Linked DNA regions of Homo sapiens: region 1 is linked to region 2. A link is an interaction called in ENCODE POLR2A ChIA-PET data of the cell type or tissue named here. Cell type or tissue: GM12878. All regions are shown on one strand. Each heading gives the region's core, and the rest is flanking DNA. Links, peaks and the distances in the headings are about the cores only.

Evidence for each region. ChIA-PET counts read pairs that join two places held together with the same protein. Peaks named below come from ENCODE experiments on the same cell type or tissue, not always from the same donor. Only the 100,000 strongest peaks of a DNase experiment are listed, where the experiment ranks them.
Region 1: POLR2A ChIA-PET joins it to region 2 with 7 read pairs; 2 of 35 experiments call an interaction of 5 or more read pairs at or near these places.

What each region holds. Positions count from the first base shown.
Region 1 is chr7:25,139,415-25,142,328 of GRCh38, reverse strand. It overlaps SPMIP4 (sperm microtubule inner protein 4), which reads left to right. Exons shown (of 10, transcript NM_138811.4): 9 at 1-88. Among named protein-coding and RNA genes, the nearest start is that of CYCS, 16 kb to the right of the region's middle. In GM12878, for the core only: no CTCF peak of the experiment used is centred there; no DNase peak of the experiment used is centred there.
Region 2 is chr7:24,969,748-24,972,661 of GRCh38, reverse strand. All of the region lies in intron 1 of OSBPL3 (oxysterol binding protein like 3), which reads left to right. Among named protein-coding and RNA genes, the nearest start is that of OSBPL3, 9.0 kb to the left of the region's middle. RefSeq lists an enhancer at 651-1,306. In GM12878, for the core only: no CTCF peak of the experiment used is centred there; no DNase peak of the experiment used is centred there; H3K27ac peaks cover 1,506 bases.

The DNA.
Region 1 (2,914 bases), core at 129-2,628, 170 kb before region 2:
GGGGCCCATGGACCCCCTTGAACTGGATGATTACCATGAAAAGATGGTAGCAGAGTTAACACGAAAGATAGGATTTGACCCAGAGCCGGTAAGTAATTGCAGTCAACTCTCAGTTATTTTGGGGGAGAGTGCTGGGCTCCTTCTTGCTTTGCCACTTTTTGTGTCCTGGGTTTTAGCAACCAAGTTAGCAAATGGAAATTTTTACTTATTTTAGAAGTGAATTCTGAGCTGATTTGAACTGGTTTGAATACTTTGTCTGCTGTTTGGGAAAACAAGCAAGATTTCTTTTCTTGGGCCAGGCGCAGTGCCTCACACCTGTAATCCCAGCACTCTGGGAGGCCGAGGCGGACAGATCACGAGGTCAGGAGTTCGAGACCAGCCTGGCCAATATGGTGAAACTCTGTCTCTACTAAAAATACACAAATTAGCCAGGCGTGGTGGCACTCGCCTCTACTCCCAGCTGCTCAGGAGGCTGAGGCAGAAGAATCGCTCGAACCCAGGAGGCAGAGGTTGCAATGAGCTGAGATCGTGCCACTGCGCTCCAGCCTAGACGACAGAGCGAGACTACGTCTCAAAAAAAAGAGATTTCTTTTCTTCTTCAGAGTGGTTTTTTTTTTTTAACAGATTTTCTACTATGCTACTGTTGCTGAAATAACTTACAAAAGAAGCAGTTTACAAAAGAATTTAACTAGTGATTTAATGAGATTCCTAGTAAATTCCGTAGATCTTTGCTTTTTTTTTTTTTTTTTTTTTTCCTTGAGACAGAGTCTCACTCTGTTGCCAGGCTGGAGTACGGTGGCACGATCTCAGCTCACTGCAACCTCCGCCTCCTTGGTTCAAGCGATTCTCATGCCTCAGCCTCCAGAATAGCTGGGATTACAGGCACGCACCACCACACCCAGCTAATTTTTGTATTTGTAGTAGAGACGGGGTTTCACCATGTTGACCAGGATGGTCTCGATCTCCTGACCTCGTGATTCGCCCGCCTCGGCCTCCCAAAGTGCTGGGATTACAGGCGTGAGCTACTGCGCCTGGCCCTTTGCATATTTATATATCTTGTACATTACCATTGCTTTTGAAGAAATAAAGGCTTCCTCCTGATATTCATAATAATTGAGAGCTGGCTGAATTACAATGAAAAGCCAATACGTTCTCTGCAGATATCAGTAGAGACTTTTAAATTGATTATGCGAAATGGCCTGGAAGAAATAATCAAGCCCTTTAATGAGCAAAAGTATAATCTGTTGGTTTAATTATGTAAATGAGATGAAATGACCTAATAGTTTGCATATGTGTTGTTTTATTTGAGGCCTAAATTTTATTCTCGACGACTACAAATTTTGAAAACAAAATTAACATTTTAAAGGTATATAAATTGTGAAAAACACAAGGAAAAACATCTGTAAGATTATTTCAGTTTGAACACTTTAAAAACTGAGCTGGGTCAGGCTCGGTGGCTCATGCCTGTAATCCTAGCACTTTGGGAGGCTGAGGCGGGTGGATCGCCTGAGGTCAGGAGTTCGAGACCAGCCTGGCCAACATGGTGAGACCCGTCTCTACTAAAAATACAAAAATTAGCCGGGCGTGGTGGTGGGCGCCTGTAATCCCAGCTACTCTGGAGGCTGAGGCAGGAGAATCGCTTCAGCCAGGGGGATGGGGCGGAGGTTGCAGCAAGCCAAGATCATGCTGGGCGGGGGGAGAAAAGAAAACAAAAAAACTGAGCTGAGGGCCGGGCGTGGTGGCTCTTGCCTATAATCCCAGCACTTTGGGAGACTGAGGCGGGTGGACCACCTGAGGTCAGGAGTTGGAGACCAGCCTGGCCAACATGGTGAAACCCTGTCTCTACTAAAAATACAAAAATTAACCGGGCATGGTGGCACATGCCTGTAGTCCTAGCTACTCAGGAGGCTAAGGTGGGAGAATCGCTTGAATCTGGGAAGCAGAGGTTGCTGTGAGCAAAGGTTGTGCCACTGCACTCCAGCCTGGGCAACAGAGTGAGACTCCATCTCAAAATAAATTAATAAATAAAATAAAAACTGAGCTGAACATACTGATTTTACATTTGCTTCAGCATTTCCTAAGGTGATATAAAATCATAACACCAGGAGCAGGTTTATAGGCTGTGTTTTATCATTCACTGAAGGGTTTTTAATAATTTTTTTGTTGAATTTGCAATGAGCATTCTCTAAGTATAGAAAATATTATATGAACATATGTTGTCAGGTGTGTTCAACAACTGTCCAGATTTCCAGAGATTCGACCCTGTATGGTATGTACAAAATACATATTCCATTATATACAGGATGTTTGCCAAATATGTTATATGCAAAATCATTGTGCAAGCAAATCAACTCTTAAATATTTATGAATAACGAGATAAAATATACCTAAGATAATTGGAAGTTTAAAAGAAAGTTTTAGTGACTCTTGCTGGTTTCTGATTAAACCATAAAGAACAGACTGGGAAAACATGTTTTAATGGTAATAAAAATGTGTATGAAATATTTTATTGTAGTAGTGTAAAATAAAAGCACTAAAAACTGCTTCTTGCATACAGAAATATATATGGTCAAAGTACAATATGATAAGTCCTGTCCTTTTTTATGACAAATTTAACAAAGCACGTCAAAGAGCTGAAGTTTTTTCATCACAGTATTTACTCAAACTTGATTAGCTAAAGGCTGTAACAAATTTGTTACCTCAATATGGAAATTTCTCTGACTATGAACAGATTAGCTTTCAAAAGGATGTTCCTAAGTCCATTTTTTTAAGTCCAAGCTACAGTGATTATTTTCTCACTACTCTCATTTGTATTATCTCTGCTGTCAATTCCATCATCATTATACATACATTCTTTGGTAGTTTTTTTACTTTAACATATTATTATAAAATGTTTGAAACATACAGAAAAGTA
Region 2 (2,914 bases), core at 251-2,750:
TAGAATTAAAGCATGCGCTAAGATTTTTGCTCATACGTTTCACAAATATTTATTAAGCACATGCCATGTGCCAGACACCAGGCTGGGTGCAGGGGATGTGGCGATGAATTGAACAGATGTGGAACCTCCCTTCAAGGAGCTTACAGACTAGAAGGGGATATAGACATTAAAGAGTTGCAGAGAATTCATTAATTACAGTGGGGAGATGTGGCTCAAAGGGAATGAGTCTGGCTTTTAATTGGGACCCTGGAGAGAAAGGTTCCATTTTTCTGTAGGTTGTGATTCAGGTTGCTGAAGGAAGAGAAAAGAGAATGTGGCTGGGGAATCCTCAAAGGAGGATGAGATGAGCAGAGTCCTGCCCTTTTGTGTCTTTCTGCCATTGCTGGAGGCCATGTAGAACTGAGTGGGAGGAGGCCTTAACTCCTCTTTTGATTTGAGGTTTTGAATTTCTCTCTCTGATGCGACACACAGGTTTGTTTATTTGCTAATGGGAGTTGAATCCAAAGTTGAGTTTTTAACACCTTTATAGCAGAAACGCAATGATATCTAGCAACCTGTCCTCCAGCATAGCCCTGCATGTAGCTTAAAATAACTTGCTGGCTAGATTCTAGTGTAGCTTAGTTGTCTGGCATCTGAGGCAAAGTGGGTTAGGGGTATGTGAAGCCTAAAAGAATACAGGGAAGCCCACTTGGGTTTTTCTCAGGTGTAGGGCTGCTTCATGCAAATTCCTGGCATATATAGAATTAACTGAGGTTTCCTTCGGAGCTTGTTGGAGCTATTAGGGAATGGGAAACCATCCTTCCTTTGAAGGTGGAGGTAATTATGAATAACAGTGATAACAGTGGCAGCCAGTAGCTGTTGGGCGCTCTCCATGTGCCAGGCTAAGTGCTTTACTTACGCTACCTCGTTAGATCTTATCACTTAGGAAGTGGTTACTATCATTCCAGTTTATCACTGATAAAACAGAGGCTAGCGAGCAGTCACTTGCTGTTTGGTTTTTCCAACATCCCTTTACCCTTCCTGATTTCCATTTGAGAAGTCACTTCTTGCCTTTGGATATAGTCTGCTGGGACCAGAAGGAGGGGCCCCATTCCCCTCAGCTGTGGCCCTGTGAGCCAGGTCAGTCACATGCCTCTCTCTGGACTCTGGGTGTGGGAGGGTCATGGAGAGTCTGCTGCGAGATGTGTCATGGCCAGACCATCTGTGCATACAGCTTTGTTGTGGTGTAGCTTTCCATTCCACGGAGCTGTGCCCGGGCTTGCCTCTCCAGCCTCCTCTTAGTTCCTTGAACTGATTTGTTTTCTAATACATTTTCTTTGGCTTCATTTACCAAATTGTTTTCTGTTGCTTCCACCCAAAGAACCCTGGTTATCCAGGCTTAGAGAGGGCGAAGTAGTTTTCCTATGATCACGCACACAGCAAGTGGCAGAACTGGGGTACAGTCAGGTCTTTCGGCCTCTATTGCCAAGCCCTTGATTAGAGACCCCCTCTGTGTGCTGAACAGCACTGGACTGGCAGTCCGAGGATCAGAGGATGGATGTAGTTCCTGTGGTACCTGCCTCTGGGGCCTTGGGCCACTGCCTCTTTGAGCTGGACAGGGTAGACAGGATGAAATCTATACATAACTAGGTGACACCCAGTTTGAGAGGATTTTCTTGTCCATGAGACTTTTGGACACATTTTGCCCCGGTTTTCTAAAGGCTTTTACTTTGAGGTTTGAGGAACGGTCTGAAGCAGTGGTTTTCAAAGTGTGACTCCAGGAGATGTATCAGTGTCATCTAGGAACTTGTTAGCAGAACTTGGGTGGGGCCCAAACCCATGGAATTGGAAACTCTGGGGGTGGAGTCCAGAAAACTGGTTTTAACCCTTCAGGTGATTATGATGCACACTAACGTTTTAAGCCCCAGACATTTTCGTTTTATTAAAAACAATTTATTATGTACAAGGTGCTACCTAGAAGTAGGGAGCAGGCAAATGTTAATTAGCCACAGCCCCGACCTCAAAGAATATTCACTTCAGTTCGGGATATATATGTTTATAGCACTCCTCCTTCTCTCTACAATTGTGTTTTTTATATCTATCTATCTGTATCTATATCTCTATATATTGATCCATCTTTTCTCTACTTATATAAACAAGATATTAAAGTGCTATAGGAGCTCAGGAGGAGTGAGGGAGATGCTTTTGCAGAGAAGTTGAGTGTTTGAGACACATCTTGAAGGGCACATGGGATTGAGATAAAGAAAGGGATGAAGGGGCTGAGTGCGATGGCTCACGCCTATAATCCCAGCACTTTGAGAGACTGAGGCAGGCAGATCACCTGAGGTCAGGAGTTCGAGACCAGCCTGGCCGCGTGGTGAAACCAAGTCTCTACTAAAAATACAAAAATTAGCTGGGCATGATGGTGGGCACCTGTAATCTCAGCTACTCGGAGGCTGAGGCAGAAGAATCGCTTGAACCGGGGAGGTGGAGGTTGCAGTCAGCCAAGATGGTGCCACTGCACTCCCTAGACGACAAGAGCGAGACACCGTCTCAAAAAAAAAAAAAAAAAAAAAAAGAAAGGGACGAAGGGAAAGGTAGGAAGGACATTCTAGGCAGAAGTGGTAGGTTAGCTAGGATGAAACAAGGCATGACATTTTAAGAGTTGGTGGACTATCCGGTTTGATGAAGAGAAGGACTGTGTAATGGGAAAAGTAAATGGAGAGGTAGATTAGGGCCCAAGTGGTATAAGTCCTAAATCCCATAGTAACTCCAAAGACTATGCTGTAAACAGTGAACAAGGAGGTGACACGGTAAGAGCTATCTTAGCAGAAAGTGTTTTGGTGGTGACAGAGAAGGGCAGAGGCTGGGAGTATAGGCACAAAGTGATGAGACCTGAACTGGGATGGTCACAGTGAGAGGAGAAAAAAGACAA